Regions from separate parts of the Mus musculus genome. Here region 1 is linked to region 2. The links are chromatin loops, found by intact Hi-C in ENCODE. Cell type or tissue: left cerebral cortex. All regions are shown on one strand. Each heading gives the region's core, and the rest is flanking DNA. Links, peaks and the distances in the headings are about the cores only.

Region 1 (16,910 bases), core at 5,457-13,456, 300 kb before region 2:
CCTGAGGGACTTGTGGAGTGACTCAGAAACAAGCCTGGGAGGCCCTTAGCCCATATAGAAACTGAAGCAGGAGAGCCAAGGCTGGTACCACACGGCATGGCAAGCACAAGCTCAGAGAGTCAGGACATCTGTGGGGCCTAAAAGCTTAGTGCCTGCTTGCTCCTATAAATATACATGATCACTGGAGTTGAAAACCCTGCTTTATTGAGAACTGTTTTAGGCAGCAGGTCTTTATTTAGGCTCACAAGAACTGTGGAATGTATAAGAACTGTTGTTTCAATAAGTAAGGGATCCACCCAAGGCCTTTGTTAAGAGGCCTTTTCTTTGAGCTTGTTTGATCCCTTAAGTATTGCTCAGCCAAATAACCTTACTTGGGTGAGCCAGGGAAGATTTGGGTCAAGGTGGATCTGGGCTGTGTATGGCTCCTTGAAGCTTGGTGAGTGGTCTGTTTGCAGCTGTAGTTGATTAGTCCTTGCTCATAGAAAGTTCTGATTGTGATGGGATCCATTTGAGATCAACCCTGTTTTGTATGAGTTGAGTCCTTTTTGAATGAGTAGGGCATTAATTAGAGAGGCGAGTGCTCTAGGGGAGGGTTGATAAAGCCATTATAATTGATTTGGCCTTTGCATTGTGGTCAGTGAATCTGTACAAGTTTTCTGAGTTAGAATCTGGAGAAGGAAGTGAGAGGCATTAATGGTTTCCAAATTCTCCATTTCAAGCTATTGCAACAGTGACCAAAGTTAAGCTTTGTTTAAATATGAGGGAAAGGTCTTGTCTGCATCCAGGGAAACTCAGCAAAAACACATCTTTGAGCCATGTGGGCAGGCGGTGTGCACAGAGACTCTGGAGTCCATCCAAACGCTCTTCTACCAGAGGCTCAGAGAGCCATTGTTTGTGAGGGTTCGAGTTACAGAACTTGCTCCACTCTTCTAAGCCATGCCCCTATAGTATTACAAAGCCTCGTCATTGTGTTATCAAGTTGCATTCCGATAACAATGCTTACGTTAAGTGTGATCACTGTTAGTCTTTGGTTATCCAGAGCCCACCTCACACCATCTTACCTATTGAGTTCTTTGTGATTCTAGTGTTCAGAATTTGATTGCCTAAGCTGGGAATGGCCCAGTGTTGCTTGATCCATTTCTCTGGAGCCTCCCTTAGCCCAAATCCCCACAATATCTTCTGTTACAGGTCTACGGGGATTATTCTATTTATTGTATTTGCTATTGTGAGTATTTATGAGAACAGCAGAGGTGGCCTGTTCAGTTTTACCCCTATGGTTCGGAATTCAAAAACTCAGTGAATGGCTGCTCAAATAATAGAGCACTGCAGTGAGAGATCCTTAGGAGTTAGGCACATCAAATATTGTTTACTGTACAATGTCTCCTTGCCGTTTCTTTACCTCCTCCACACATCTCTAGAGTACTTCTGTGGCTTCTTTTAAGAGTCTCCTTTCTGTCATGGCCATAGGCTTTTAAAGGCCAGAATTGAGCCAGTAGATTGACTTCACTTCTGGAATTTCTGTAACATTAGTTAGCTACTTAAGAGTCAATGTGTCGCCATCGGACTTACATTTTCATGTGTGTTTTCACAGCGATTTGGATCCTGTCAAAATAATTTTGCCAAACCAGTCAGGCTTTCTAAAAAACCAGATAAGAGGTAAATTGCTATTGTTGCATGGCAGTCCCTTATGTGATATAAATATAAATAACAAACAATTAATTCTGTACATAGTACAGACTTACAGGATTTTACATATAATGTAGTTAGGCATTTGAAGTAGTTTTGGGAAAATTCTCTGGCTGGTATGAGGCTCATCCTTTCCCTTCTCAGTCAACGTATCATTCATACATCTCCCTTTACTAGCTCTTTTTTTTTTTTTTTTTTTTCGAGACAGGGTTTCTCTGTATAGTCTTGGCTGTCCTGGAACTCACTTTGTAGACCAGGCTGGCCTCGAACTCAGAAATCCGCCTGCCTCTGCCTCCCAAGTGCTGGGATTAAAGGCGTGTGCCACCACCGCCCAGCCCCCTTTCCTAGCTCTTAAAGCAACACTCTTGTTTAATTATTTACCCATATCTCTGGTATTAGTGCTTCGTCATAGCTCAGCACCCCTTATGCATACAGATGCTCAAATTTACTTCTACGCTGGGTTACAAGGGAGTGGCAGTGAGTTCAACATATCCGTAGGAAAGGAAGAGATTTACTAGAATGGGAATTATGGGAAAATAGAAACAGGAACTGATTTACTCTGTGTTAGAGACCCAGGCAGCGAGAATACCAAGGACTGGGGCTGGACCTGATGTTCCTGGTCACCAGCTCTGTCACTGTCCCTCATTTCTGTCCTCGCCCCTGAGAGTCAGGCTCTCTGCTTAGATCCTTGAAGCAGTTGGAAATGCTGCCTGTGGATGTTTCCAAGAGATGCCTTCCCTGCTTCACCACCACCAGGTAGAGGGTTGCAGTGCGGTTGAATGCTCCTTGGAGGGTCCCAGCGTAAGTACTGGTCCAGGGTAGATTCTTTGTCTAGTGCCGAACGAGATGTGTGCTTTCCTAGACTGCAGTGGATCCTGTAGAGCAGTCCTTACCAAGGAAGAAGGAAAGCAGCACTGCCTGCTCCACGCAGTCTACTTCTCTTTGGATAACCAAAGTCACATCAGCATGTCCTCTAAAAGACCAGAACCAGAGATTTTTCTCCACTCACAGAGTTAGGATCCCATTTGAATGTCGGAGTTTGTCCTTGATCATCAGGGGCTCTTGCTGCATTAGAGTACTGCTGTCTTTTCTCAACTTTCTCCTTTCTAGTTCACTTCAGGTCTTAGGAATTGGCAAATCATTTAGTGACTGAATTTTATTACAGTATTTTAAACTTTAACAAAAACACATGTATGTATGTATGCATGCATGTATGTATGTATGTTGGGGCAGAGGTTACATATGTGCCATGGCTCACTGTGGAGGTCAAAAGGACAACTTTCTGGAGTTGGTTCTCTCTTCAGTCTTGTTTCTGAGGTGGGGTTTTTCTTGTGTGAAAAATGTTTTTTCTGTGAGCGTTCTGGATCCGGCTGCAAGATGAACCTGGGGCCGTGACAGGTGAAATGGTGATGAGTTACGCAAGCTGCACAGATAATTAAGTAGCAGAGATTAGAACTCAGGTTTCCTGCCTCCCAAGTCAACCCTTTCAAGACTTTGACGATTGCTTCCAGCTTCCCCGTGTTGGGATCAGATACTTCTGATAAGTGCTACTGTTATCCCTCCCAGTACCGAAAAGTGCATGGACGTTCAGGTTTCCTCTGTGTTTACATATAAACTGTGCAGTCTTCCTGATAATATATATACGCCTAACATTATAACAAAATATAACGCTGTGTGTGCTGTATACTGAGAGCCATCTGGCCCACAGCTTCGGTGACTCTCTTGTCTCTAATGGGTGCCAGTTTTTTCCTGTTCCAGAAATGGAATTCAAGTGACTGGTGAGTGCCTTCACCCATGAGGCCATCTTGTCTCCACCCCATTTTAATACTTTAAGTAGTAGATCAGTGATAGTTTACTAGATTTCAAATGTTATTTTTCTATACTTCTAAGATAATTTCTTCCTTTTGATATTTTCCTAAATTTCTGACTGTTTTACAAACCTGGGATAATGTGTCTAAAAGCAACAACACTCACTTATAACCCAGGACTGGAACTTGTCCTTCTTCACAAAAAACTTAAGCCAGTTTAATAACAAACAAGCAAATGAACAACAAGAAGAAACCAGAATGAGAGGTGGTTCCTTCGAGAGCTTTTGAACAGTCATGGATTCATACCATTCATAGACTCCATCCTCATGGAACCACACCCACAAGAGAAGAGTCTCTTGTCTCTTCTCAATGCTGTTGGCCTTCCTTTTGCTTCCATCTGAGGAATTTGTATGTGGCAATCAGGTTTTATAAGTTCATTGTTATTCCCTGTGTCCTGCTACTTCAGAGCATTTCAAACCCTCCTGCGGCTCTTTATGAAGATGGTCTCCACAAAATAACCTTTTCATCTGAGTTTTTCCAGGTGTACATACTTGGTGCATGACATCACAGCCAAAGCCATGTTTCCGCTGGTTTATAAGCAGGGGGACAATGTATGCATAGTTCATATATCACTCAAATCAATGGAAGGGTGCATGCATGTGTATACAGCAGGTATACAAAAAACTAACATATTTCAAAGCAAGTACAAGTCTGAAGTGATTAAGATTTGACAAAGGGAACAGAGACTGAGGTGCAAACCCACTGTCAGCAGGGAAATTGAGGAGGCAATGGATACAGGTGAGAAAGAAGGGGCTGAAGTCCAGGGAGCAGCAATACTGTGTCCCAAATGAGATTGCAGAAAGCAAGGTGAAAATAAGAAAGGCCTGATTCATTGCTGTAGTCTGCATCGACCTGTTTTTTTTTTTCATTAAATTCAGGGCTCTCCCCTTTTATGCAGGTTCTTGTGAGCCATCACCGCCTAACGTTCCTTGGTAGCAGCAGCTCCATCTTTGGACTTCCAATTTCCAGACTAGATCAATTTCATAACTGAAGATTTTTTTCACATGGACATATTTTTTTCAACACAGATTTGTTTTTAACCAAGAAACATGAATAAACCCATCACACCCAAACTCTGTTGACACTGTAAGTTACACAGATGTGGCAATACAAATCTGCCTATATTATTTTGGTGGTTTAGTAAAAAGATATGAAATCAACTTTTCAAAAATGATATTTGCACAACGTGTTTATTACAGTTCACTCCTCAGTTTAGAAAAGCTGAGTTATGGAATCAGCATAAATGTGGACCATCAATGAATGGAGAAAGAGGGAGTGGTGCGCAAACACAGAGGGACACCATTAGTCTTCATAACAAGGAAATTCTATCATTTCCAGCAGCGATGGAGCCAGAGAAAACTGCTTGAGGGAAGTAAGCCGGGCGCAGAAAGGAGAACACAAATTCTCAATTCTGACGCTCCCATAAACAGCACCAAGGGCTTAAGGATAGCTTGAGCTTAGCTACTGAATGACTCTTAAGTAGTTAAGCTCAGCGCCTTCAGAGTTGCAGTGTTTTGAGGAACTATTTTAACTAAATGACAGTTATCCGAATATGAAAGTTTGGGTGCTCAGTGCCATTGATGGAGAGCAGTTGAGCTGTAGAATTTTCAGGTTTACTCCAAGGTCAATGCTTAGGCCTGGTGAAGCAGCAGCAGCATTGGAGAAGCAGTCAGCTAACGACTGTAAATGCTCACTCAGAAACCTCCCCAGGGCGCTGGAGAAAGAGCCATCTCAAGTCAGGGAAGCATTTCGGGAGGTTAACTTCGGTTTCATTGCGGAGATGAATTTACATGGATGCCAGATTAAACTTTGTCAGTCTTTTTTCCCATTTTTTTTTACAAATCCAAATGAGATGTTTATTTATAAGAACTTTTATCCTTTTTTTTTCTCTCTGAATCTCAAAATGTTTTGTAGCCTCTACTGTGTCCCATTGAGGTTTCAGATACATGTCACTGTCCCTTGTAAAGATGTTCTTCATTCGTGAAAACAGTGACTAATTTACTGATGAGCCCCATGTCCCAGCACTGCCTTGACTGCTATTTTATGGCCAACTCTAAAGTTGTATTTATTGATACCATATTTTTCCCCTACAGTTCTCCGTGCTCCCTGCCCATTTTGACTCTGTACCCTCCCCCAGACTTTGTTTATACTCCTGTCACCAGCAGCTCTTCTGCAATTTATAAAGTGTCAGGAAGACCCAGGACTAACATAGAGAAGCCCCTGATTCTTGGGTGGTGGTGGTGGGGTTCTTGTGTGAAGATAAATAGAAGAACAAAGCAAATTAATGTGCAGAGCTAGGGCAGCAGGCTAGGGATGGAGAGGAAAGATTATGCTGAGGTAGTTGCTGAAGTCCAGTTAAGTAGAGCTAGGGCCAGCAGAGTGGGCCAGTGATTGGCAGGTCAGAACCGTGGTAGGGCAGAGAGAAGAGCAACGGTGAAGATGGCTGTAGCAGTTGTCAGCATTGAGGAAGTGGAAAATGGCTGGCTTGACTGAACAGGCTCAGTTCTGCACAGTCAGTGCGCCCAGCCCTGCCTGGAGCCCTTGCTCTTCAGGCCCAGCCAATGGCTGCCTGCCTGAGGAACAAATGGTTTATCTTCTAGTTTCAGGTGGACTGAGGCTGGTTGCAAGCATTTATCTCTGGCTTCATTTTCCTTTGATTTAGAAGTAGGTGGACTAGCACCTTGGTTCACCCCAGATATTAGGGGAATGAGTGAAGGCATGTAGCAAGCCGTGTGCTGTTGAGCATGAACGCACACATGCCTTTGCCAGAACACCTCTTCCTCTCCACCGGCCGCCTTTCCTTCGTATCCGTTGGTTGTTTATGCCCCCACTTTCTCCTTGTGATGTTAGAATTTCAGGACTAAACTTGAGCTCCCCCCATTTTACTGGGCCTCATGTCCAGTCCAGTCAATAGCAAGCATTGAAACACCTCTTTATCTGTCCACCCCCTAATTCCGTTGCCTTCTTTACGGTCTTGTCCAGAAATTTGTCCTTGCTTCCAGAATGTCTTCCCTTTCCTCCTTGTCCAGATTTATTTTCTATACCAGTTCCTTGTTAAAAACTGAAAAGCCCCACCTAGCCCACTATCTGTCTATAATTCCCTTAAGATGGACATTTTGAATCAAGGCAACCACCATTTCCCATGGGATAAAATGCCCGATTTCCTGGTACGCGACACACGACCATTTAAGCTCTACTGTTGAACCTTCTTGCTGCCACTGTGCTTGGCCATCGGCTCAGCCAGCTTCCGGCTGAGGCTTCACGTGGCTGCTCACGTGCTTTTCCCATCCAAGCAGAGCCCAGGCTCCTCAGATTTATGTTACTTACTCTAAAGAGTCTCCTGAGATACAGCAGGGAGCTTATGTCAAAAACTTACATCGCCAGGGATGCTTGGCGTCTGGGGCATGAGGATGAAATGTTTGAGGGCAGACATGGACCATTGAAGGCCATCCAGGGCTACATAATGAGACCTTCTGTTAGAAGAATAATAAGCATGTTTTATTACATTATTATAACTTGTTTTACTTATTTAGAATCATTTTCGGATAGCTTTTATAAGTGTTTGAAATCATTATCTGAAGTTTCTTTTTGAGTTAGATTTAGCCTAATCTACTTGCAAATTTAATTTTGGTATTTGATTATTACAGATAATTTCATGTCTTGCTTGCTATGCGTTTATATGTCTGTAATGTTAAGACATTAATATGACCTGTTATATGTCTCAGGTCCTTGTGAATAGTAGGCACTTTATTTGTCATCATTCCTTTAGTTCCTTGGATGTAGAGAATGTATGTAGCTGTTCACAGTGCTGTGTATACAAGTGCATGCTTGTGGAGTAAATAGAGAGGTGTTTTGTTTTGTTTTGTTTTGTTTTGTTTTGTTTTGTTTTGTTTTGTTATTTTTATGGTTTGTCGCATTAACCCTTTGCATACCACATTAGTTCACCCACAGTTTCAGGAAGAACAAACCATAAGAACTGTTGTGGCCAAGTGACTAAGCTGACATGGAACCTAAGCATTGAATTGTGGGAAGGAGTTTACCTAAGATAATTTTAGACCCAAAACATGGAGTTGGGAAAAATTGATGAGTTAGTTTAAGAATTAATCAATGTTTTTAGAGGCCTCGCTTTGTGTTACAGAGTAATGAAAAAAGCCGGTGATTGGCATGGTTTGTACTCAGAGCCTTAAAATGGGGACAGTAGCAATAATAAAAGAGCATTTTAGGATGTGACAGATAATTAAATCCTACATGATTCAGATTTGAAGCAGTGTTGGCTTTGCCAAAGAAGAGTTTGTGCATTGGAAGGATGAGCAACCCTATCGAGAATCTCAAGGCCTTAAAGATGTTTTGGACGACCACTACTCTTCAGGCACGTGGTTCACACAATTAAAATACTTTCTGATATTAGGGAAAAACTTGGGGTGGGCAGCTACCTTCATCAGAAAAGTGTTTGCCATGCAATACCAGAACCTGTGTAAAGCCTGGCATGGCAGCACATGAGGTTTTATTACCTTAGCTCTGGGGAAATGGTTTAGACCAGTGAGAAACTGAGGGGGAAAAAAAAAGGTGGACAGCTTCCGAGAAACAGCATCTGAACTTGACTTGTGGCTTGCCAAAGCATATTTATGCATACGCACCCCTCCCCCAAAAGTGTTTATTTCTTAGCTTTGATAAAGAAAAAAGCACATAATAGTTTTTATTTAAATGAAAATTTTATTTTTTTATATTTTATTTTTTCTTTCATGTTGCAGAAAAAAAATCAAGTTGATTATTTCTCAGGTGATATTTGGAGTGATGAGGATGACGTCTTATGAAGGAGAAGTGTTTCATTTGTATCCACTGGGCTGTGATGGGTGAATGGTCTCTTCCTCAGCCTCTGGCAACACACAGACTCAAGCCCAGCGCCTGGGGAGTACTGGCCACTCACCATTAGCACAGTAGTTACCGTCTCTCATTACTAAATTTACCATAAAATTGAATATTTATAATTATAGATTACCATGTTATTTTAAAATTTCTTCTGTAAGTTATTTTTCAGTTTTGCTGTACCTTACTCTAATTTTTGAACCATGGTGCTTCTCTTTCCAGGCATAGAAAATCCTAGTTCAAGTATGAGGGAGAGATCAGCCTCTCTCCTGTAGGGGGCGCTAAGAGAGTAGCAGTTAGTTTTCCTTTGCCACCCAGTACCCTCTGGCATGACTTGGCACAATTTACTTAAAGATTGCATGCCCTGGTTTGCAGGGTTTTGTTTTGTTTTGTTTGTTTGTTTTTTGGATTTTTGTTTTGTTTTGTTTTGTTTTTTGATGCTGTCATGGGTCCTAAGCCCATCAGTAATTCTTCAGGCTCATAATTATGCAACTGTCACTTTGGTTCAGTAAGTGCTACACCTGTGCAAAAAAAAAAAAAAAAAAAAAAAAATCTAACCTCCTGCATTTGGTGCATGGTAATTTTAGAGTCCTCATTATGCCTCATTTACATATGACAAACGTTATGCATATAGACACATCAAACCATTTCCCAAGCATTTGTAACATGAACGCTGGTAGCCTAAACTTGGCCTTCTCTAGGACCTCAGATGATGATTTAATGGCACTGTCACTCAGGATACTTTCTGGCTTTCTCTAGTGCCTTTAAAAATTGAATTGAGCAGGATAAAGTGCATCCCTTTGATTAAATGTTTTTCCTCATGTGCAATTACCGCGAGCTGTCTGCCTCCCGTTCTGTATGCTTTTGAAGCAGCACTGCATTGCAAATCAATATCTTTCTGGAGAGACAGGGTGTAGTGGATTGCCTGGACAGCATATGCGTGGTTCCTCTGGCTGCAATGCTGCTGCAGAGCCCGCTCACTCTGCCTTCCTGGGAACCCCACAGGCAAGTCCATCGTGTTTGGAGGAAGAAAAGAGATCATTCTAGGGAAAAAAAAAATTGACCTATTAAAGCTTTCAAGACCGACTGTTAGCATGTTCTTTGTGCTCTTCTGAAACGTTTTTTGTTTTGTTTTTTTGTTTTTTTGTTTTTTTGTTTTTGGTCTTGCTCCACTGAGATCAGCTTCTCTGGGTGATCTCTGGAATTTTTTGTGCTTCCCCCTTTCTTGGTTGTAGTACGGCCGTACCATTTCAGCTTGCTAGTGCAGAAAGATGTGAATTCAGTTGCTGTCTGAGGCTGGCTTGGTGCAAACACATTGCTAGAGATATGTTAAGGAGTTCCAGGTGAATCCGGCTCAAGAGAGACAACAGCATAAACGGTAAGACAGAGCATGCCTGAATCATAGCAAGGGCTTTAATTTGGAGCATCTCGGCAAGTCTGAATCCTGACTCACTCGTTTACAACTTGAAAAGGATTCATTCTGTGCATGTCATGCCACTCAGTCGATTCTATTTAACTGCCAAAACCAGCAGAGATTGATAATGGGGTATTTAAATTAAGGATCCGACGGGGTTACTCAGCGAATCCCCGGAGGCTCCCAAGGCTATTGCCTGGAGTTTGTAAACACCAGGAGCAGATAAGATGAAGAAAATGTTCAGTGACTGCTTCTTTGCCATAGCCGAGTCTGATTTCTTTGGAAACTAGTCTACCTTTTTTTTTTTTTTTATAGCTTAAAGAGATCTTGCATATGGTTTTGCCTGGCTATGCTTAGCTGAATGCCCTCTGAGTCAATCAACTGAAGGACGGGAGACCACTTTTCCTTTGGGTAAACTGATGTCTGTGAATTTAGCTGGATTGGGTCTGAGTAGAATTGATATCTCTACTATACTAGAAATCCGGGGCTGCTTCTCTGATCACCTTACCCCTTCTCCTCCTCGAGCCCTGACATGCACCTGCTTTGAGTGTGTGTTTCTGAGTAGAGGTCAGGGTGTTGCCACTTGGCATCTTTATACCTGTAATGGTTTTGCTCTCCTGCATAGAAGTGATAATTCTTCATGCAGTTCTGCTTGAAGTGCCAGCTAGCTCTACTAGTGGGCTGTTAGCATTATAGATGCTGATGGAGAACCCCTGCATACAAGAAAGGCTGGGCTAGTAGACAGGCTACACCAAAATGAGGCTTGCCTGTTCATGAAGAAGATGACAAGCAAGGTTGAAATATAAACCCTGACAGAGGATGAATATCTATTTACTTAATTAATTGGGGCATGGTATTAAGTAGCCAGGGGGGTTTGAAGTTGAAGGATATATTTTCATATTGTTTACATAAGAGACTAATACATTAGATGATCCTGTGAATTTGTCTGGGTCTACCTTTTATGTGGGTGCTAAATTTTAAGGGTGTCAGCATTTGATATTTTGCTTTAAAATATTTTACTTTGTATGTTTGAACTTAGGAATTAACTTGAAATGTGAATGTTGTAGTGAGTGAATATTAGTTGACCAGATTTTCAATAACTTGCATATTGATCAGAAAGTAGTTTTTATATAATTTTGTGATACAAAAAAGTAAGAAAGACTACTTCATTACCTTATAAGTTAATCGAGAAAAACATAGATGGAATCTAAGATTTATAGTAAGTGACTTATTGGAGGAGGAGCCTCTGTACTTATTAAAAATTAAGCATAAAACTGGGCTTTGATTTCTAGGAATGAATATTTGGATTTTGTTCAAAGGAGAGTTGGAATTTTCTTGTATTTCGATCAGTCGTTTATTATTCTCTAAAAAGGAAAGAGAAATATAAACTGGTGTTTTATATCTAAGTCTGTTGAGATGAGTCTGTTTTCTGTCTTCTGAGAGTGCTATGTTCTAGCTATTTATATTTCTACCTTCACTTTGTGTACACTGCGAGGTTTTTGTTTTTTGTTTCTTTTTCATCTCACAACAGGAGGAATGGAATATCTGCAAAACGTGATGTTTAAAAAGGGGGCTAGTGGTGTGGTGATGCGACATATATTTTAAAACCACACTTGTCTTCATCATGCAGGCATTCAGTGTCTCTGTATAAGATGCTGGGAGACATACTTGCAGCAGTAGAGAGGAGCGGCCAGAAGCTTAGGTATAGTAATACTACCTCACAAGAAGTAAATTTGGAACGTTCTAGATGGTGGAATGGCGGCTCAGGAGAGCCTGTTTTATTGTAGGCAGTCACTCACATGCAAGCCTTGGTGGAGAGTCTACTTGGTGACAATGATGAATGGAACAGGTTTATCTGGTTTCTGCCCTCGTGGATCTTAGAATCTTGTTTTTAAAAGATATTTTGAAGAAAAACAATCTGTGGGGAGTGTTTGCTTTTCCATTTTGGTAACTGTGAGAGAGACACTGTATGCTTTGATTTTTTTAAAACTGTGTTTAAAATACACATTATACAGAATTTGCCAAACCTACCATTTTTAAATTTATAGTCTAGTGGCATTATTATGTATATTCAGTGTTTTGTGGTAAATAATTACCCCTATCCATGTCCAGAACTTCTTCATCATTCCAAGTCATTAAATATTTCTACCATTCTCCCTTCCCTTCACCCCTGACAACCTTGGTTCTACTTTCTATGCCTCTGAGTTGGCCTCTGCTAGGTACAGGGCAATGACATAGCACTTGGCCAATCTTACTTAGCGTGTCTTCACAGCTCACGATACCGCGCCATACATTGGGAATTTATTCCTTGGAGAGTATACTTGGATTTTAATATGGAAAAGATAGCAGTTTTCCTCCTTAGCATAGGGTGTCAGTGAATCAAGGCCCCATATGGGCATGCTAGCAGATAACTTAGAGCTTCTAACAAGATCCTCCAATCAGCAAGGAAGGAGGTCCAAAATCCGCCAAGGGAATTGCCCACTGGTTTTTGGGTTATTTGCGTGTGATTGATTGGGCACAGTAACTGGACTGCTTTCTTGTATATTTGCGGATAAAAGCAACGATCAGCTGGGATATTCATTGTGAAGCTGGATTGTGACTTTTGTCATTAATATTAAGATCTCACCTCCTGTGCAGTGCGTTACTCATTGTAACTGTAAAAGCAAAGGCCATGATGATGATGACGATGATGATGATGACGATGATGATGGTGGTGGTTGTTTCCTATGTACTCTGTGGGCTACCTTCTGCCCCGAATCCTGCTTTTAGTGGACAGTCAACTAGAACCCCTCTAGATAGCGTCTGTGTTTGTCAGGAGGAATAGAGAGCGGTTATATGCTTGATACCACAATAAACAGGTTTTCATTACACAGGCAAGCTTAGCTTCATCAATAAAGTTTTTTCTTTTTTGAATTTCCCTACACACTGCTCCTTTTAAATCCAAGAGATTATTTTTTTCCCCAATAGACGCTTCCTTTTTAGAAGGTCAGGTTACGGCCCCATCCAGAGCCTGTTTGCTATCTGTTTGCTATCAACTGACTTGACAATCTCTGTACTGGATCACTGGCAGGTTTGTATCTATGCTGGTAACTCCCTGTTCAAGGCACAGAGGAGCAAGATTCAGCATAACACTGTTTATTATCCGGGTCATCCCACCTTTCTCAGTGGCCTTGGTCTTGGGACAGAATCTCATGTTGTCATACTGACTTTTTCAACTCAATATATAGCTGAGGCCAAGTGCTCCGATTACAGATGCCTGCAGCACACATGGTATCCTGTCCTTAATGATTCTTAATGCGTTGCACTCTTCTGCTTTTCTCTATTATAGCCTGGCTCGGCATAGGAGGCAGATTCGGAATCAGATTAATTAAATGACTGTTTACTTTGGTGGTGAGGTGGAGGGGAGGAAGGAAGGGCGGCCAGAACACTACGTGCCAGTGACTCTGTGCAGCTTTGGATTTCCTTTTCTTTTCTATCAGGAGCGGTGAAAGCATGGGTGGGCGGGTCTGCAGGTAAGGCTCATCCTTTAATCCATCTAGGATGTAGAACGTAGGGGATGTGCGCACAGTGGTCAAGAGCTTCTGCTCTGTAGTTTGGTCCTGCAATAAATCTCTGCTCCCGTGTTTATGCTATGCATGGCCTTGGACGGGTGGCCCAGCTCATGCCTGTTTCGTTTTAATTACTTCTGAAACTGAGATGACATTGTGCCCTCCCGTGGCTCTTGGTGGAGACTGAGAGATTGTGCTAAAGGTAGTTTTCATAGTCACTGTTGTAGATGAGTTCCGTGACTGGGAGCCTCCACTCTTACCAGTGTCACAGCATCTAGGGACCTGCAGTGTCCGTCTCTCTTTTCTAACAACGACCTTCGCACCAGATCCCAGATTCTTTTCCAGTTTGCTTCATTAGAGGGCACATATGAGCATTTCTGAACTTTACAGGACTGAAGAAGATAAAACAGAAGCTGTAACAGCATGCTCCTGTTCCCTGCTTTCCCTTGCCAGACTTTGAGAGGGTGTGTGGTCTGGAGAGGTTCTCTTCTGTCCAATCGACAAGCCATTTCAGCCAGCAGTTAGCTCCTCTACTAAATGAGATCCTGATAACACGTTGGCAGAGAAATGCCTGTGGAAGCACCGGGCTTGTTTCAGGTGGCAGACACACAGCAGGATATTTACATCCAGCCATCTCGGCTCCATTCTCCTTGGATTACTGAGAAGTCAGTATTGACTTTTCTGTTGTGGCAAGGGTACACAGAGCAAGTCTTCATGGAAGCGGGCGGCTTTATTATACAGGATAGCTGTTCTTGCTGAAGGTTTAGCTCTTCCCAGTACACGGACCAATTGTGAAACCTGTATTGAAAGACACTTGCTTTTTTTTTCTCCCAAAGGCACATTGTTCCCTGTGTCTCTCTTCAGGAGCTCTGTGTGGCTAGTGACTCACACAAAATTCTCTCTGCAAACGGCGAGAGCTTCGGCTGTCAAACTCGAATTCAGTTTTGTTCTAAATTTTCCAGGGTTCTATGGTTCCAGAATTTAGATTGGTTTCATTGAAAGGTAAACATCACATTTTAAACACTGCAACATCACATCTTGACCACCATTGCTAAGTTATTACCCAAGGACTAATAAAACATTCATTATTTTTGTTAGAAAAGGTGTTTGATCCAGGTGAGGCGATGGAAGTTGTGTTTATTTTTTTATGTGTTTCAGAATAAGATGGTAGTATGGCATTTTAGTTCTTCTTCAGGAAGAGTTTTTGAAGTGTTTATATCATTGTTCTTAAATACTGTTCAGATAGTTACCAGGTGAGAAGAGTTCAGGTCCTAATGGATCAGTCTTACCTCCACTAGCGTAGTCTTTTCCGTTCCCATTGTTTAATGTTGCTTTATCTTTCATGTAGGACCAAATAAAGAGCTCTCTGAGAGGTATAAACGTGGAGATAGAACTGTCCTGGTTCACAGTACAAACAGGCTAGCGGCAATTCAGTGAAGCTCAGAAGTGAGACAACAGAATTCCAAAGATGCCCGGGATTGACCTTTGCACAGCCTTTCTGACAGATGACAGCTTCTGGAGTCTCTTAGGATGTCTGTTAAAAAGTGAAATGCAAACAGTAGGCCTTCTAGGCTGGGCAGATGGCTATCCCGGTTAGGATAGAACACTGATTTCAGACCTATCCCATTTGATTTGCTTTTAGGACTTCTTAAATGGCACACGGTCTCAGTTTTTAAATTGCTGTAGTTCATGTTAGTTAGTCTCCCTGGCCAGGTTGCTTTCCCCTAATGCATAATGGAGGGTCTTTTGAAAATACACTGCTATTCCCCTTTCTCAGACAAGACCAAAGACAGAGACAATAATAATAGTGATAATAATAATAATCATAATAAAGAGTTGTGTTTAAACCTGTACATTCTTTGAAAGAGAAAAATGTCCTTTAGGACAGAAATAGACTTTTTCTTGACAGCTTTAGGGGAACAGTGTCTTGATGAAGAAACTAATTAGCTGTGCATTGAGAGCCACTTTGCGTGGCTTAATTTTTCAGTTCTGTGGAGAGTGGGCATTCTGCTTGCAGCAGTGGGGACTCTTTTAGGTTGGCAGAGTCTTCACTCTGCGGAGCAGCAGGACAGAGACACCCCCTTGCCATGTGTAGAGTCTCAGCTTTACACAAACTCCTCCTCTGGCCCTTCTGACTATAGATATGTGGTCAGGGAGAAAGTACATCTGTAAATTCTACTGTTTTGCCTCCCAACAGTGGCTATGCATGTGGTCATCTTATGTGAACGCACTCTCTCTCTCTAACCATATTATGATTGGGGATATCAAGCAGGAGTCAGAGAATTTGTATAAACTTTCTTTGACTCTTTGGGATTCTTGCTAAAGTTTTCCTGGGACCACTGTTGTTTGAGAAGTGTTTGATTCAGCCTTCCATGGAGTAGGAGTCAGAACCCATGTGCTTTTTCAGTCTGGAGAGGATTACTCCAGTCTGCCATGTAGACAGAGGGCTCTCTCCTGATGGTAGGGCTTATTGCAGGTGGTACCCAATGCTTTGTGCACACCGATGGCTTGAATATTTTTATTTATAGATACAGTACTAACTTCTTTATAAACTTGCTTACTCCAAAGATACCAAATAATCCTTGATACGTTAGCAAAGCACAGTTTTGGGTTCAATTCTCATGAGAAAAGTGTTAATGACATTAATAAAAAAATAGACATGATTTTAACACATACAAATATCTCTTTTCTAGAAGCACATAAGTACATCAAAATATAGACAGGAAGTATGCTATAATAATCTGTCTATTCTATTCATTCTTAACTTTATCTCATTCCTTTTTGTTTTAAACAGAGGATGTTTATACACATTGGCTATATATACATTGATTGTATATTGTTAGGAAACTTTATTTTAGTGCTTAAAATAATATTAATTATCTGAAGTTGCCATCGTATTTTATGGAACACTTGAGCAGAAATGTTACCCAAAGATGCAATATGCTCGTCACTCCTGTGGCATGCACAAATCGGAAGAAAGTGTGTTTCTGAAGGAGTTGACTTTTCTCTTTTATTTGACCATATCAGCAAAATATATCAATACATGTCTCAGTTATGAATCCATAGGAAATCTTGTTAAAATTCAGATTCTAATGTGGTAGGGCTCTGGTGGGCCTGAGATTCCAGGCAGGGTCAGTCCTGGGTCAGTCCTGTTGGTCTGTAGCAAGGTATTTAAAGCATGAGATAGAGGACGTGTGACTCCCCAGGATAATAGCATGACCAAGACCCTATGTAGACCTCAAGTAGTAACAGGGATGCTACTTTTATTTTGCTGTGAGGCATCATTAAGCTTTACTTTAAATTTATCCTGGTAATTTAAAAAGTGAAGATACTAAAGGTTTATAAGTGGATGCATACACCTCTGTGGACCTATGGGCAAACTATAGCTCACATAAAGCCATTACTATATAAGTATTATAGTAGAGAAAGCTCCTTAGAATTATTCTTATAATATTTGCCAAAACTTCACCTGCTTGAGGCATACATACATATTCCCATTAGCACCAATAAGACAGCTTCCCGTTTCGT
Region 2 (16,910 bases), core at 5,333-13,332:
GATTCTATGTCCTTATGCTGTAGACACCCAGAATCGGGATTACTGTGCCATCTGGTAATTCTATTTTCATGTTGCAAAGGACCTCTAGACATTTTTCTGCTAATTTGAATCCCCAATAATGGCCCTCCCTTTAAGTCCTGCCTCTTGAGCCTATTTTCCCTCAGCCGAATCTTACCATCTACATCTGCAATGCAGAAGGATCTGGCCTACCCAGACTATTGTAAGGATTCAGTGTGGTGCATGTCAAGAATAGCTCCCCCTAGCCCAACGCCCATGCGCCCTCAGCTGCCCACCCTACCAGCTCCTCATGTGCACCTAATACTGTGTCTTACATCTTCCCTGAAGTCTGTCACCTGTGTTTCCAGCTATGAGTTTTCTACCCACAGGTCAAACTTGGCCTTTAGTGCAGATAATACTGAATATCCTCGTCATCTTATAAATGGGGAGATATATCTATGGGTATCTTATTCAATCACCTCCTTTCTACCACTACAGTCAACTAAAATTTGAGGACATTTGGGAGTGGGTAGGAGAAGCTGTATAGTTTCAATGTTAGCTTCTAATCTAGCACATGTCCATAGCTACACATAGTAAGCACACATCACCACAGACTGCTTAGCCACACTCTTCTATAGTCAGACCTGTCACTTTCTCCAGATCTCTTTATTCTGAAGTCTGCTGTGAAGACTTGCAAAGAGAGAGATTCCTCCCAGGGGACTCACGCAAAGAGTATGATGAGTATTTTTAAAAGGCATCTGAAGGAAACCCTGATGGTCACTTCAAGCAGGAGGTGGTAATTCGGGAGCAGCATGGCAAGTCTTATGGCTTCCGTCTCATGAAGTGGTGTGCACACACTTGGAAGGCAGCAGGAGACTTTGGTGAAAGGAGGTTGCCTATTCTTAGACTCAGGCGCAGTGCTTTAAGGGCTGTGGGCGACCCCAATTGTATGGGTTCTGTCTCCGGAGACAGGCTATTAAGAGAAGGAAAGACAAATAACCCTGTCTTGATTTCAGCGTAGTCTGTCTGAAGAGGCATCAATTGTGATACCGAGGCCGCTTTTGTGAAAGCAAGAGTCAGAGCCAACTGCCTATGCAGTCTCTATAGCTGTGTAGAAAAATGGGAACAAAACAAAGGAAACTTTAATTTCATTTTTTTTAATTTTGGTATAAGAATGAGTCCCTGGGATTCTTGAACAATGAGATGGCTGTTAGCAAATGCTGATTTGGGAGTGGGATACTGGATGTCTGTGCATGAATGTGTTATATACATGCGGAGATCACAAGTTAACTTCATGTGTCTTTCCTCAATAACTGTCTCAGTTATTTGTTTGTTTGTTTGTTTGTTTATTATTTGCCAAGACAGTATCTTTTCCCTGGTAAGGGACTTTCTGAGTAGGTTAGGCCATGGTCCAGTGAGTCCCCAAAGATTACCCTGTCTTTGGTAATCACCACCCCACCCCCTCTCTCCAGCACTGGGACACTGGGACTATAAACATTCACTACCAGTCCAGGCTATTGTCACATAGAGTCACATCGATTCTGGGAATCCAGCTCAGGTCCTCATAACAACCCAGTCCAATCCCTCCTGCACACATCTCTCACCCCTAGCTCGTTTCACTGAGCACCTATTACAGTGATAAAGAACCAAGACATGAATGGTTGAGCACCTATGACAATGATAAAGAACCAAGACATGAATGGTTGAGTACCTATTACAATGATAAAGAACCAAGACATGAATGGTTGAAAAATCCAGATCTGGGCAAACTCATTTAGAGGGCTGAATTTCTGGCTTCTCTGGAAGCGAAGAGCATCAGGAGCCTCTGAGCCCTGGTGGGGCTAGCCTTGGCTTGTTATATTTCATTACTTCGCTTTCAAGCAAATTGTTTTTGTTGATTCTACTCCCTTTTCCTCTCTTCCATCCATTTGAACACCCTGCAGCCTCTTCCACACTCTGATACCCTCTTCCCCCACTTCTGTTTTTTTTTCCCCAGTTCCATAGCCAAGCCATATTAATCCCTAGATACGTACATACAAGAAACCTCATCAGACTCAGCTTTTAAAAACAATGAATTCATGAAATTCTTAGACAAATGGATGGAACTAGAAAATATCATCCTGGGGCTGGCGAGATGGCTCAGTGGGTAAAAGCACTAACTGCTCTTCTGAAGTTCCTGAGTTCAAATCCCAGCAACCACATGGTGGCTCACAACCACCTATAATGAGATCTGACATCCTCTTCTGGTGCATCTGAAGATAGCAACAGTGTACTTAGATATAATAATAAATCAGAAAGGGGGGAGAGAGGGAGGGGAGAAGGAGGGAAGGAAGGAAGGAAGGAAGGAAGGAAGGAAGGAAGGAAGGAAGGAAGGAAGGAAGGAAGGAAGAAAAAAATATCATCCTGAGTGAGGTAACCCAATCAGAAAAGAACATACATGGTATACACTCACTGATAAGTGGATATTAGCCCAGAAGCTTAGAATACCCAAGATACAATTCACAAACCACATGAAACTCAAGAAGAAGGAAGACCAAAGTGTGAATACTTTGATCCTTCTTAGAAGGGGGAACAAAATACCCATGAAAGGAGTTACAGAGACAAAGTGTGGAGCCAAGACTGAAGGAAAGGCCATCCAGAGACTGCCTCACCTGGAGATCCATTCCATATACAGTCACCAAACCCAGACACTATTGTGGATGCCAGCAAGTGCTTGCTAACAGAAGCCTGTTATAGCTGTCTCCAGAGAGGCTCCACCAGTGCCTGACAAATACAGAGGTAGATGCTCACAGCCTACCATTGGACTGAGCACAGCGTCCCCAATGAAGGAGCTAGAGAAAGGACCCAAGGAACTGAAGGGGTTAGCAGCCCCATAGGAAGAACAACAATATGAACTAAACAGTAACCCCCAGAGCTCCCAGGGATTAAACCACCAACCAAAGTGTAGACATGATGGAACTCATGGCTCCAGCTGCATATGTAGCAGAGGATGGCCTAGTTGGTCATCAATGGGAGGAGAAGCCTTCAGTCCTGTGAAGGTTCTATGCCCCAATGTAGGGGAATGGCAGGGCCAGGAAGCAGGAGTGGGTGGGTTGGTGAGCAGGGGGAGGGGGGAGAGGATAGGGGGCTTTTGGAGGGGAAACCAGGAAAGGGGATAACATTTGAAATGTAAAGAAAGAAAATATCTAGTAAAAAAAAACAAGAAACCTTATCAGATATGATCAACATGCAGGAAAATATAATTGCAGACATTTTAATAAATGTTTTTAATAAAATTATTATTGATATAAAACTCTTTAGCAATTTCCTGCCATTATGCCTACCATAGGTTTGATGGCAATCTATATAGTCCTATATACCCCATTCAAAGCTCTGAAAAATAACATAATTTTTTAGCATGAGTAAAAGTATGGATTGTCTTTCCAACTGCAGCCTTGTCCTACATTTTCTCAGTGTAGGAACAGCCTTTAAAGGATACTGTTGGTCTCCTGGGACAGTCTCCTAGTGCCTTCTCTGCTTTCTGCTGCTCCTACTTTGTACCAGTGAACTATAGTACAGAAAAGACTTTCCTTTTTCAAAAGTCTCATAGTCTATCTCTCAAATGCCCCATCTCATGTCAGGTAGATGCCTCTATAGAAGAAATAGAAAATTGTGGAAAAGAAACAGAAAAATCCAAGCCTGTCACCTAGTAGAGATGCCTGCTCAAAGCTTCCTTGCCCCACCTTGCTATTGGTCCTGGACTTGGTACTAAATCGCAGGGGAGGGTGGAGAGGTGCTTTTGAAACAGCCCTTCTCATCCCTGCCACTGTGGCTCTTGTCCCTTCTAAGTCATAACTCTTTCAGTTCTGAGCCTCTGCCTCTATCAATCTGATTATAAGTAACAAAACTAAATGCCAGTTCCTGACCCTCTCATGCTGCTAGGAGCTAGGAGCCCATTTAATGCTGCTAGGAGCTAGGAGCCCATTTAAGGGAGCATAGGTAAAGTGTTAGGATTGGGGTAACCTTGGAGTTGGGCTAGAAGGTTGTGATTAGAGTGTTAGGCTTAGAGCTAGAGTTTGGCTAGAGGTTAGGATTAAGGTTAGGGTTAGGGTGAGAAGGTTAGAGTTTGGGTTAAGGCTAGAGTTGGGTAGAAGGTTAGGGTTTGGGTTAGAGTTGGGATAGAGGGTTAGGGTTTGGGTTGGGGGAGTTGGGTAAGAGTTAGGCTTAAGAGTTTGGTCTGAGGGTTGGGGTTAGGGTTAGGGCTAGGTTTGGGTTAGAAGATTGAGGTTAGGCTAGGGTAGGCTTGACTTAGAGTTAGGATTAGGACCTCCTTCCAAATAGTTCCGTCCTCTAGAAGCTTTAATCTATGCTTTTGTTTCTTCTTTTCCAGCCTCTAGCTTGGATAAGAGACCAGAAGTCTTGTCCTTTTGTCTGGCTGTCTCACTCTTAGGAAAACAGAGAGGTCCATGGCAGATACATTCTTATTAGAAAGACTTTCATAACAGAAAGCATGGTTTGATGTTTCCCTTTTAAATTTTGTTTTGTTTTTTATGATTTCAGCCTTTTGTGCATTGGTCAGGAGATTTACTCCCATTTATAGGACTGTTGTTTTGGGAGACATATTGCGAGTCTCTCACAAGTCTCTGAAAACTCAATTCTAGATGGGTGTCAGTATTTTGCTTTCACATTAATAGTATAATGATAGTAAGTTCACCTGGGGGCTTTCCTCTGCCAGTGTAGCATGGTCCACTTTTCCTTACTATAAGAAGTAACTGTGCCCATGACCAGGACACTGGGTGAATGGTACTTCATTCACACAATAGTGACACCAGAGTTTGGATAAAATTTAACAATAGAACAATAAGTAAGTAAGTAAGTAAATATATATATATATATATATATATATATACACATACATATATATATATATGTATATATATATGTATATACACACATACATATATACACATACATATACACATATACATATATGTGTATGTATATATATAATTAGCTATAGTATTACAGTATTATATTATTTGTAGAAACCTTAAATAATAGAAAATATTACATATTTTTAATAAAAATGAAGTTATTTAAATGAAAGGCATTTCTTTTAAATGGATCAAACATGATCTAAGCGGAGTTCATTTCAGGAGGAGAATATAGAGTTACATGTGTGGTATCTAGTGACCTAGTTCTTGCCGTAATGACTTCATGGGAACTTGCTGAGTTAATTTAAACACAATTTCATGTGTCAGATCCAAGGAAAGAGAAGTAAAATGAAAAGATATTTTCCTCTTGGTTTGAGGAGAAACATGCCCGTTACAATTGCCAGGGTCAAGTGAGATGGATCACAAACCTGGTTTCCATGGGAAGTACCATATGGAAATGCCATCCTTAACTATGAAAGCTAAGGAAGTATGTCTAGGAGATCCGCAGGATGTCAGCAGCTCCTGCTGAAGGGGCAGGGTCACTTAGCTGGGAGGTAGTTGGGCTGGCCATTCAGCTCTTGCAAACATAAGCTGCTTCAGAAGTCAGCTGAGGTAAATTACAGTCATATTAGTAATGCCCAAATAAATCTGTGTGCTGGGATGCAGATCGGGGATTATAGATCCAAGTCGGGTCCCCATTCTGTTCCTCTTGCCTAAGACACTGAGGAGTGACATCTCCCCTAGGCATTCTCCAATATTGTGCCATTCCACGGGAATGATGCACAACTCATGAAACAATGTGTTTAAACTCGCAAACACTAAGGCAGCATCTTTGGAGTTACTGTAGTCAAGTTGAGGTGTTTCCATGGCCTTTTCTGATGAGTCCACTGTGCAGGTGCACAGTGGGGCACTTGGAGGAATGCTTATAAAGAACACTTTAGAAATAGTTATGTCATTCTCACTCCAGTGTAGGCTAAATAATGAATAATTAAGATATTAGTTGGAACCTTAATTTTACCTTGCTTGGAAAATGGATATTTGCAAATGCTGATGTGTTACTGGCCTTGAGAAGGAGACCACACCATTGAGTATCCGGACAGGCCATCAGTTCTGTCCTTACTTGAACTAAGTAGACGGAGATTGAAACAGAAGGCAGTATGAGGATGGAGGAAGAAACTAACTTGACGGGACCGCACCCCAAGGTACCAGCAAGTGCTGAAACCTGCAGGCTCCTTCCCTGGAGCCTGCACAGGGAGCAAAGCCCTGCTCACATCTCCATTTCAGCTCACTGAAACAGCCCCCACACTAGGAGAAAATATATTTAGCTTGTTCTAAGGTGCCAATTATGTATTTTACAGTCATGGGAATATAATGCATTCATGTTTACATGCTTTTGTGTGTAATATTATATTTATGTCCTATTGCTGTGATAAAACACCTTTACCAAGGCAACTTTGAGAAGGAAAAGTTTATTTGGGGCTTTCGGTTCTAAAGAGGTAGCACACTGTCACCTCCACAGCAGAGAACCATGACAGCGGGTCAGCAGGCAGACGGGTACGCTTCTAGAGCAGCAACCAACAACTTGGATCCTGAGCTACAAACAAGCAGAAAGAGCTCACTGCAAACAGCACATATGTTTTGAAGCCTCAAAGCCTGCGCCTAGGGCCATACTTCCTCTAGCAAGACCATACCTCCTGGTGGACTAAAAACAGCAGCCAACTAGAGACCAAATATTCACATGCCCAAGGGTAATCGGGGACACATCATTCTAATTACCGTAAATATATTTTTAAACTAGTTTTGGGAATATAGGTGTTTCACAATTGGCAGCTTTATCATGTTGAACTTTGAGGCGATCCGAATCAACATTAACATTTATCATTGAACTGGTCTCAGCTGAAGCAAAGGGTTTCAGTGCATGGAGCAGTGTCACTATTTGTGTCCAGGAGTGTTGGGAGGCACTGTTACCTAAGCAACGGTCCAGAGAGGAAAGGAAGGAATTTGTTGAGTTCTGATTTGCAAAACACAGAGCCAGTTCCCAAGTCTGAACTATCCCAGCTGCCCATGGCCGCAAGCTCCAGTTTGCCTCCACCCCTCGTCCCAGGTGCTGTCTGAACAAATAATCTCATGTTGGTGAGGGTGCACCCGTGGCCATGACCGCCTCTGCCCTGCTTGTGCATTCTAGCTTAAGGGTGGCAGGTTGTTAGAATGAGTCTTGCTAAGCAGGGGCTCTCAGACCCATACTCTCAGAATCCATTGGCGTTTGTGCTGTTGTAGCTTCTAACTCCAGAGCCACCCTGATGCTGTGTGGTTCTGCGCGTCACCTCACCACTGGGGTGTGTGAACACCATTCGGGGAGATGAAGTGCAGAGGTTGAGGCTACATTCATTTCTCACCATCATCTGGGTGCTGGGCTCATGGGGCATGCTGTTCAGGGGAGGTGAAACATAGCATAAGATAGGGGCCCCGGCCGGAGCTTCTCTGGGTGAGAAACGGTGCAGGCTGGGGCCAGGCTGCAGTTCTCTAATGCATGGGTACTCAAATGCTGCTAGGAACTGCAAGTAGTTGAGAAAGAGGGGTGGGGGTAACCATGGGCCTGAGATGAGTGGGGTGGAGGAAATCCTGCTTAGCCCAGAGTGGGTGTCAGGAGTGCAGAGAGGCCTTCAGCAGGAGACTTAGCATGGCTCTGTATTGACTAAGACTTCCTCAATTGGTGGTCTTTGAGGAAGGAGAGTCCTTGCTTGTCCAAAGTGTTTATTCATGATAGAAAATGGATGTATACAACTTACTCAGAGTGGACCAGAGATTAAATACTTTTTGCTTCGTGCAAAAAGTATTTATTAGCTAAGCCCTCAAGTCCAAGCCATCTAAATACCTCATTAGTATGGAGAGCTCTGGGCTCTGCGCTACCTGACCAGTTGTCCTGGTCCTCTTAGTGGGATGTCTTGGTGGTCACTGTGTTCCAGGACAGGAATCCCGGTTCCTTCATCAACTTGACCTTACCAGTTTTTCTGCCTGGTGACACAGTTCCACCTGCCCCCACACTGCTGCTACTTGAAGGAATACATAGTGAGTAACCGAGCTCCTATCTAGTGCTCCTGTCCCCAGATCCTTTTGTTGGGTCCCTTGGAAGCTCTGCTGTGGTGCTCCAGTGGGCAGGCTGCATTTGTATGGAGATTATGCTCAACCCCCACCCCCACCCCCAGTGCAGAGCTGTCCCACTGGCTGCTGCCTGCACATCTCATTGCACATCTCATCCTGTCTGAGGCCCTGTTACAGTAACTCACTCACTCTGCAAAGCAGTCACTGAGACAACAGTGAAGCAGTGAGGGCATCCCGTTTAAGCAGACAGGCATTCAAAGCAACAGGGAAGAGAAAGATGGAGACACTGGAGAAGATGGAAACAAAATATTTTAAGTGAGCTGCTCTAGTTGGAGGACTCTGGTTCTACAAGACATTTTCTGAAATAATTTTTAAGTTGGTTGGTTGTGTTTCTCCTCGGGTTTTCTAACAGCTGTTTGGTCTCTCTTCTGCAAATCTTTTGTGGCCTCTGGACCCAGACTTAGGCAATCAATCAAATCTACAAGTCATTTATCAGAAGCCCCTGAGGGTGGGTTAGGTAGTTAGACTGGGGCAGTCAGAGGCCCCAGGCCTAGCATATTATCTGTGAGTTTAGGATAGTTGACATATCTTTGCTCTCCTTTGGGCCAGTTAAAGTGATTGTTTGGAGTGTGAATATCTCAGTAAATATTTTGGGGTGTGTGTGTGTGTGTGTGTGTGTACACAAGAGAGAGAGCATGTGCACACGCACAAGTGTGTGCAGTTTATGCATTGGTACACGTTCATGTGTGTACTTCGTTCATGTGTGTACGTGTACGTGTACGTGTGGAGGCCAGAGGACCTCAATTGTTATTCCTCAGGAATCTTCCACCTTGGAGTTTTGAGACATGGTCTGTCTCTGGAACTCAGGCAAACCAGACTGGCTGGCCAGCAAGCCCAAGGGATCTCGCCTCCTGTTCCTGCCTCCCTGGCACAGAGATTACAAACATGGAACTACCACATCTAACTGGGTTTTGGGATCTAACTCATGTCGTCATGTTCACATAGCGAGTACTTTGCTAACGGAGATATTTCCTCAGCTCTCTCCTTCATTTTGATCTGTTTGTGCATCTGTGTATATGCGCATGTACATGATTGCATGTATACATGTGTTCACATGGGCATAACAGACAAAGGTAGATGTTGACTGTCATTCCTCGGTCTCTACCTTGTAGGTGGAGACAGCGTCTCTCACTAAGACCGGAGCTCGCCAGCTCGCCTGTACAGCTCGCCTAGCAGTCCTCAGGGATTACGTGTCTCTGCCTTCCCAGCACATGCCAAGTCCCCATACTTGCATGGATATCTTCATAGTCTCCTTTGTCTTGTTGTTTTAATGGATATTTTCTCCATGCTTATAGAGGAGTCCGTGGTGTGGCCAGCTCTGCTGAGCCTCACCATTGCTATCTGATTCTGTACTGCGCAGTTTCCAGAAGCTGCACTTACTTCCTTACTCGGGTTCCTTTCCATCTAGACGTTGGCCATGGTGAAAACACTGCAAATATTTGGAAACATCCTCCCTTTCAATCCAGTGCAGCTGAGCCTCCAGCGAGTAATTCCAGCCCCTGTCTGAGGCCCGTGCTTAGGCAGCTTTTACTGCTCGGTCTCTAGGCTCCCCCTACTGGTCGTTTCTATGTAATGCTCTCTGCCTTTTCTTTCTTCAGTCATTTTCCTGTGCAGGATCTCCTACTGCCATATTCCTCACACCAGACACAGCCCAAGCTCTTCTTTGCTGTGTAACAGCATCACCAAAATCTTACCAAATCAATGCATGATTATTGCCTCAAAATTTCTGTGGGTTGGGAGTTTCCAGACTTGGACAAGATGTTTCCTCTGCTTCCTGATTTCACAAAGATACAATCAATGAATCTGCTAGGGCTTGCAAGTTTAACTAAGGTAACTGGATAAGGGTAGACATCCAAGTTCATGTGGTTGCTGGAAACAGTTTCCAGCTGGCTATTGGAGTGATGACTGGCTAGGCTTTTTGCTGGCTGTTGGCTTAGGTCAACCACAGCTTCTTGTCTCTAAATCTTCCGACCATAGCTGTTTGCTTCCAAAAAGCCAGTAAGCAAATAGGACTTTTAACCCAATGGGAGTTATCAACTGACCCAACAATTGAGATCTTACCTTCCTTGTATTCATTTGATTAGAAAAAGTCGCTGGCCACTCCCATGTTCAGTGTGGATACCAAGTGCAAGCATCAGGGGCTCAGCATGGGCTTTTGTTTTTAGTGTAGCTTATGTCTCTTTCCATCATGGAGCACTGAGTAGAGCATGAGGCCTGGCCTTTACGCGTATTGTCGCCAGCTTCCGCTGCACTGGGTGGACAGTTGTTTCTGCTTTGCTAAATATTAAGCACCCTCACCACTTTGGGGGGCATTTGTGATTTAAGCTAGGGTCTTGTGCATGCTGAGTGCATACTGCACACCCTGAGCTATATCCCCAGCCCACCAACCTCCTCTGCTCTGTTCATCTAAAAGTGTAAAACAGCTCTGTAGTGACATTTTTTGAGAATTCTGGGATTTTGGTTTCTTTTGAAAATACAGAAATATTATAAGAATGTGCTTTTGTTTTAATCCCTGGTGTAGGGGTGTGGGGCTGCTTCGTTATCCACAGCAGCTGACTATGACTTGCCCAGTGCGCTAACAGAAGTGTGGTCTTGACAACTGCAGATAATTTTCTGCAGTTGTGTAACCTTTGGAATTCTGGGAAGTTTCCAGAAGATGCATAGATGCTAGGCTCCCGAGATGCAGGGGAGGTGGTAGTTGGTCATTAAGGGAGGTTGGTTGAGGCTTGTTAGTAGCCATAGCCAAAGAAAAACCAAAGAAATAAGTTAGATGCAGGGCTTTCTTTTTATTCTATCCTTGTTTCTCTCCTATCTAGTATTAGGGAGTGAAACCGAGGGGATAAAGGGTGGAAAAAAGAAGAACCCACAAAGTAGCAAAGGCCAGCTACACAATTCCTCTATTTCCACGTCAAGTCACTGATGAAATGCTGAAGAGGGGGCTGGTGTGTATATATGGGTACACTTACACGATACATACCCGCCCAGACACATTTTCATATATGTGTGTGCTGAAAGGGAAAGAATGACAAAGGGGATTCCTGGAGACTTCCCGGTCCTCTGGGAGCCAGGAAGTTCAGCTCTTGAGACCAAGACCGTTGTCTTCCTTGCCAAGTGATCTGCTCTTGAACTGAGCCACTTTGTAGCTCAGCAGCCTTTCCCTGTGCTTCTCGGGGGCAGCAAGGTGCATCAGGGAATAACAACCAACTACGCTAAAGGTGACATACACTGCGCAAGTTACAGTGCAGCTCCTTGCCACTGCATTCAGAAAGAGGGCCCATTGCATTTGCAGTTTGTGTAAAATATAATCAATGAATTTCTCACGGGATGAACTTTGTCATGTTTAGAGTAATTTCATAGGAATTCTTGGCTTCACCTAGTCCCCTATGTAAAGGGACAGCCTTAGTGGTCCTGTCCTGCATTTCACGTGGCGATGACACTCAGGCGATGGAAGGTGGATGCTCTTTGTGGACAAGTGTGGACACGTACTAAACCTTCTTCCCTGGAGCCCTGTACGCAGCCTTTCTCTTCAGTCACCTGGCTGTCCGGTTTTTAGAAGGAAACGAGAGCATTCGTTTCTGTTCTTTAGGAGTACAGAGTTAAATAGCATGGGAAACACACACCTTGTACAGCCTTTATTTTGAAGGCGACTGAGTTCAGTCATGGGCTCCTCCTGATACCAGTTCAAGTCTATGTAGTTTATTCAATAGATATTTAGTGCCCACTTTATGCCGTAGACTTGATAGGCAAAAGAAATAGAAAGTAAAAGAGAAAACAAACAAAGAAATCAGAGTGCAAAGTAAACACTTGCTAAAATTTAATCTGTGGCAGTTGCTATGAAGCTGTGGTGTTGCGTATGACAGGAATCCTGCCCTGGTGCACAGGTCGTGGGACTTGACCTGAGAACAAGGTTTCAACACAGGACTGAAAAATTAATTAGCAGCTAATTACATGGAGAGGGCACAGATGTCCAGACTTCAGAACTGCATGTGGGAACATTGTGTGGCTAACGGGAGAATGTGCCAGATGCAGGCACTGAAGGACCAGTGGGAGAGTATGAAGGGACAAGAATGTGTAAACAATTAGATAAGCGGAGAAGGGGGTTCTGCAGGCCTCAGCCAGCAGCTTAAGTGTGTCAGGGGAGACGGGGTTTGGCCACAGTGTGAAGCTTTTGACTCACAGAGTAACAGTTGATCAAGTCTGATTTTCAAAAGACCAGTTAGGAGTGTGGATGTATAACTTGAAATAAGGTAAGGATGATGACACATAGGTTCCGGGGAGATCCTGGGCTTAGCGAGTAAGTGGGTGTCAAGAGAAGGAGAAAAATGAATATATTTAAGACCATACAGGGACACTAAAATCATAACGTATAATGAAAGTAACATTAATGTGATTGAGATGTGTATAAAAATAGCAAGCAAAGAAGTTTAAAACAGTGTAGAGACTCCTGTCCCATCTTTATATGCATTTGCTCTGCTCTGGGGGCAGTCCTGAGGAGTCCCCAGTCACCTCCTCTATGTGTGCAGGGTAGAACCAAATATGCTCCTTCCTAGCATTTTGTCCTGAAAGCCACCTACCCTGTAGTTCCTTTCTAGGGGTATCTCACTATTGATGGACTCAGTATTGCTCTCCCCTCCTCCACCAACACAGCCCCTCAATCAGCTTTTCTGTCTCTGTATCTGAGATCTCTGCTGTATGTAGCATGGCCTCTCTCAGTGGCTTAATATTTTCCTTTCAATAAACTCCTTTCAAGTAATTTTGCTTGTTCATATGACTTCAAAAAACCAGAGATCCCTTAAGCATTCCCATAATAGAAAACAAGGTAAAATGAAACCAATGAAAATACGTAAGGGGTACGTAATATTAAGTTTGATCTTACCCACCCCGGATCCTGAACCTAAGTCCTACTTCCCTTAAGGGAGTGAGAGCCGAGTGCCTGGGAGGTCGTAAAAACAAACACCCAGATGAGATGAAGCTTTTCTTCTTGATATTCTCAAAAGAATGGAAAGATAACCAAAGAAGGGACTAACGTTTTTATGAAGGTGATAGGTATCATGCCATGTTCTCTTTGCCAGCTAAAGCAGTTTGTAGTTGGGGTTCACATCTCCCATTGTGGGAGAGCTGCTCTAGACCACATATATCTTCCTGCCATTAACACTGGAAACAAGTTGGGGGTTAGACTCAGGAAGTGCCCAACGGGTGAGAGTTGATCAAACCTGAGGGCCTGGGCCTGAGTTCCAATCCCAGGTATCCACGTAAAACAGGCGTGGTCACGTATGACAGCGCTGAGAGTAAGCAGTAAAAGGAGGCATCTGGCAAGTGCGGACTGAACGGGGCGGCATTAGCTACTTCTGGTGCTTATCATGCAGACCTTGTACTCACCAGGTAAGAGCCCCTCCCTCAGCCTCCTCCTGGGACCACCTTATTTATCTCCCAGTTTCAGGCCTACCATGTCCACATGAGGCTCCAGGAGTTTGATGAGGCACAAATCTGGTGTCGTCATACCTCCACATTTATTGTTTATCAGAGAAAGCCACGCCAGCATTCAGTGTGGCTCGATTTATTGCATGCATGGTGTCATGGTTACTGAGCTATGGCTGTAAAGAGACACCATGAACAAGGCCACTCATATAAAAGAAAGCATTTAATGGGGGTGGGGGAGGGGCTTGCTTACAGTTTTACAGGTTAGTCCGTGATTACCATGGTGTGAGGCAGAAAGGCGCAATGTTACATCAGTAGCCGAGGGTTTTATATCCAATTTATGGGCAGCAAGCAGAGAGAGAGAGAGAGAGAGAGAGAGAGAGAGAGAGAGAGAGAGAGAGAGAGAGAGAGAGAGAGAGAGAGAGAAAGAAGAAGAAGAAGAAGAAGAAGAAGAAGAAGAAGAAGAAGAAGAAGAAGAAGAAGAAGAAGAAGAAGAGAAGAGAAGAGAAGAGAAGAGAAGAGAAGAGAAGAGAAGAGAAGAGAAGAGAAGAGAAGAGAGAGGAGGAAGGAGGAGGAGGAGGAGGAGGAGGAGGAAGAGGAAGAGGAAGAGGAAGAGGAAGAGGAAGAGGAAGAGACAGACAGATTGGGTTTGAGGTGGGCTTACTAAGGGCTCCTGTAGTGACACACACCTTCACCATCAAGGCCACATCTTTCTCAAACAGTCCATCAACAGAGGACCAAGCTTTCAAACCTAGGAGCCCATGGAAGCCCTGCGCTTCAAACCACTACAGGCAGCGTAGTAATTACTTGTTTTGTTGTTATGACAAATACCTGACATAAACACCTTTGGAAAGAGACTATTAACCGTGGCGTCCTGAGCTTGAGGTGGCTGGTCACACTGCATCCTCAGTCAGAAAGCAGACAGCTATGGTTTCTGGTACCCAGCTTTCTTCTTATGCAACCAGAACTCCAGCCCAGGGAGTGGTGCCTTCCCACCTATTTATAGCGGGTCTTCCCACCTCACATAACCTCATGATAAGGCATTGCCTCACGGACATGCTAAGAAACTCGTCTCAAGGTAATTCTAGAGTCTGCCAAGTTGAAAATAAAAGCCAACAGGAATAAGTGAGAGGGCATAATTCAGGTGTTAGGATGTACTGTGTGTGATTCAAAGCTAAAGAGGTGGAAATCTATCTAATAAAGAGTGAGAGATGTTTCCACTTCATCCTATCACCCCCTCCAGTGCAAACAGACATTGTTGTTTTTAACCTGAGTTTTTAAATAGACATTCTTATGACTGCTTAAGAACTTAGATAAATAGAAAATGGTTCTCTTAGATTCTTTTATCACGCTGACTAAAATACCTGTCGGAGTAACTTAAGGAAAGAAAGATTTATGTTGGCTCGCTGTTGCATGTACTTTTCAAAAACATGCTTGCTCCAGGTAGGCTGTGGGAACAGCAGCCACCCTCCAGCTGTGTACTCAGCGACCACTGGCTAGCTAACAAGTTTCCCATAAACACTGGATTGCTCTCCACCAACCATCCACCCCCTCGGCTGGCTCCAACGACTGCCAATGACCACCCCACGGCCACACCTTCTCTCTTGCCCATCTGAATCATCTCAGGGAAAACACGAATCTTAATATTTTAAAATCAGCCAGATAACACTATTGTCCTAAACTCATCAGCTATTCTACATTAGAATTCATCTGGTGGAGGAGGCCACCACAGGTTCTAATGGCTTCCAGACCTACATGGTGTCTGACTTCTCCTTCCACAGCCTGGCCCAAAAGCCCTTTCTCTTATCTTGTTTTCTCCTCTTCTTCCTGGGAGCTGGAAAACCCACCTCTGTATCTTTTTCCAGCGATTGGCTTCTGCCATCTTTATTGACCCAATCGAACAGTTAGGGCACCTCCCCCCACAGCTCGCTGTCGTAGAGGTGGTTGAGAAGGCATGGCAGCAGGAACAGTATCATCCTTAGGGGAGGAAGTGTGAGAAGAAGTGCTCATCGCACTTTGGTGGCTTACTGGGACTCAGAGATCTAGGTTACAGCTAAATGCCAGGCTCCGTTTCCCAAGGTTTCCATAACCTTACACTATAGCACCACCAGCTGGAGACCGAGGCCGTAGGGAAGTTCCAAATTCAAACCATAAGAGTAACTATTTGATTTAAGCATGTAGCCTACATTTTCAGAGACTTCCATCAGAAATTTACATTCAGTACTTTTTTTCTGTCCCAGGCCAACTTTGGCTTTGTGCTACTTGCATTTTTCTCCTTCATAGCTTAGCCCATCTTGTAACTATCTTTCTACACACACACACACACACACACACACACACGCACACGCACACGCACACGCACACGCGTGCGCTCTCGGGATTTTCTTCTCACCACACTCCTGGAGGCCAGCAGATTGCTGAGCCTTTCTTCTCATCTTTCATCTTCTCCATCCACAGCATACCCCGTGTGCAGTTCTAAGCAGCATGAGGTGTTCTGAATCTCCACGAGATCATTATTCTAGACAGAGAGTACACTGTCCAGACAAGCATTTTAAAGGATCAGCTTTCTGTGGCTTTTCACAGACTTCACCATCTTGCCCAGAGTGTGGTGTATGATGGCCCTATAGTTTTGCTGAGTCAGGACTTCCCACTGAGGAGCCAGTGGGACCAACAAAGCAGTATTATTTTAGAGATGTTTTAAGATTCAGATGAAAATGAGTTATTCAGTTTTCTATTTGTTTAGGTTCACAGCTACACGAGTCATCAGTCTATAAGTCCCACTGTGTGGTGTCTGTTCACAGCTAGCTTACAGTCATCAGTCTATAAGTCCCACTATGTGGAGTATGTGTGCAGCTTACAGTTATCAGCTCCACTATGATCATTCACATAAAGCCTGGAAACATGAAGCAAGTACCCAGCATTTGTCTCCCTCCATGAGTTCCTGCCTGTGTGAGCCAGTTTTATACACACCCCGTAGGCCAGAAGCACCCTGTGCTAGAGTTTCTGTTAGAGACTTCTAGGACATCTCAAGCTAAAGAAGACTCTGGCAGTCCTTATTCTCCTGAAGCCCTGGTGTCCTTGATGGAGAAGGCCCTGAGCTCCATGTTAATAGATCCAAGGCTCATGCAACCCCAAGGCTGCAAAACCATGAGCGTTCTTGTAAGTGTTTATCGTTTGGGGGAACAAATGTTGCAAGGAAATGCTAATTCTTGAACTTTGAGCTCAAGTTATTTTCTTCTCTTATTGTAAAACAGATATTTCTACAGAGGTTCTGACCCCTGACAGCAGAGGTGCCAGGTTGGTGCTGTAGTGTCTGGGCCTATCCCAAAAAAGCAAATGTACAATCATTGCCTGTGAGTCATCAACATCGGGAGCACAGAGCTCACTGATAAAGATGGGTCCTTTCTTATTTGTCTTAAC

The links. Hi-C counts contacts between places; a loop is a spot of excess contacts. Peaks named below come from ENCODE experiments on the same cell type or tissue, not always from the same donor. Only the 100,000 strongest peaks of a DNase experiment are listed, where the experiment ranks them.
Region 1: it touches region 2 in a loop (7-fold over the local background); 28 of 42 quality-filtered maps call a loop at or near these places.

The regions. Positions count from the first base shown.
Region 1 is chr5:5,258,468-5,275,377 of GRCm38, reverse strand. All of the region lies in intron 2 of Cdk14 (cyclin-dependent kinase 14), which reads left to right. Among named protein-coding and RNA genes, the nearest start is that of Gm30151, 100 kb to the left of the region's middle. In left cerebral cortex, for the core only: a CTCF peak has its summit at 8,699 (motif pointing right); DNase peaks (open chromatin) are centred at 9,745, 10,420, 11,496, 12,235 and 2 more places; H3K4me3 peaks cover 3,632 bases; H3K27ac peaks cover 3,525 bases.
Region 2 is chr5:4,954,843-4,971,752 of GRCm38, reverse strand. All of the region lies in intron 10 of Cdk14 (cyclin-dependent kinase 14), which reads left to right. Among named protein-coding and RNA genes, the nearest start is that of Fzd1, 210 kb to the right of the region's middle. In left cerebral cortex, for the core only: a CTCF peak has its summit at 9,630 (motif pointing left); DNase peaks (open chromatin) are centred at 9,614 and 12,316.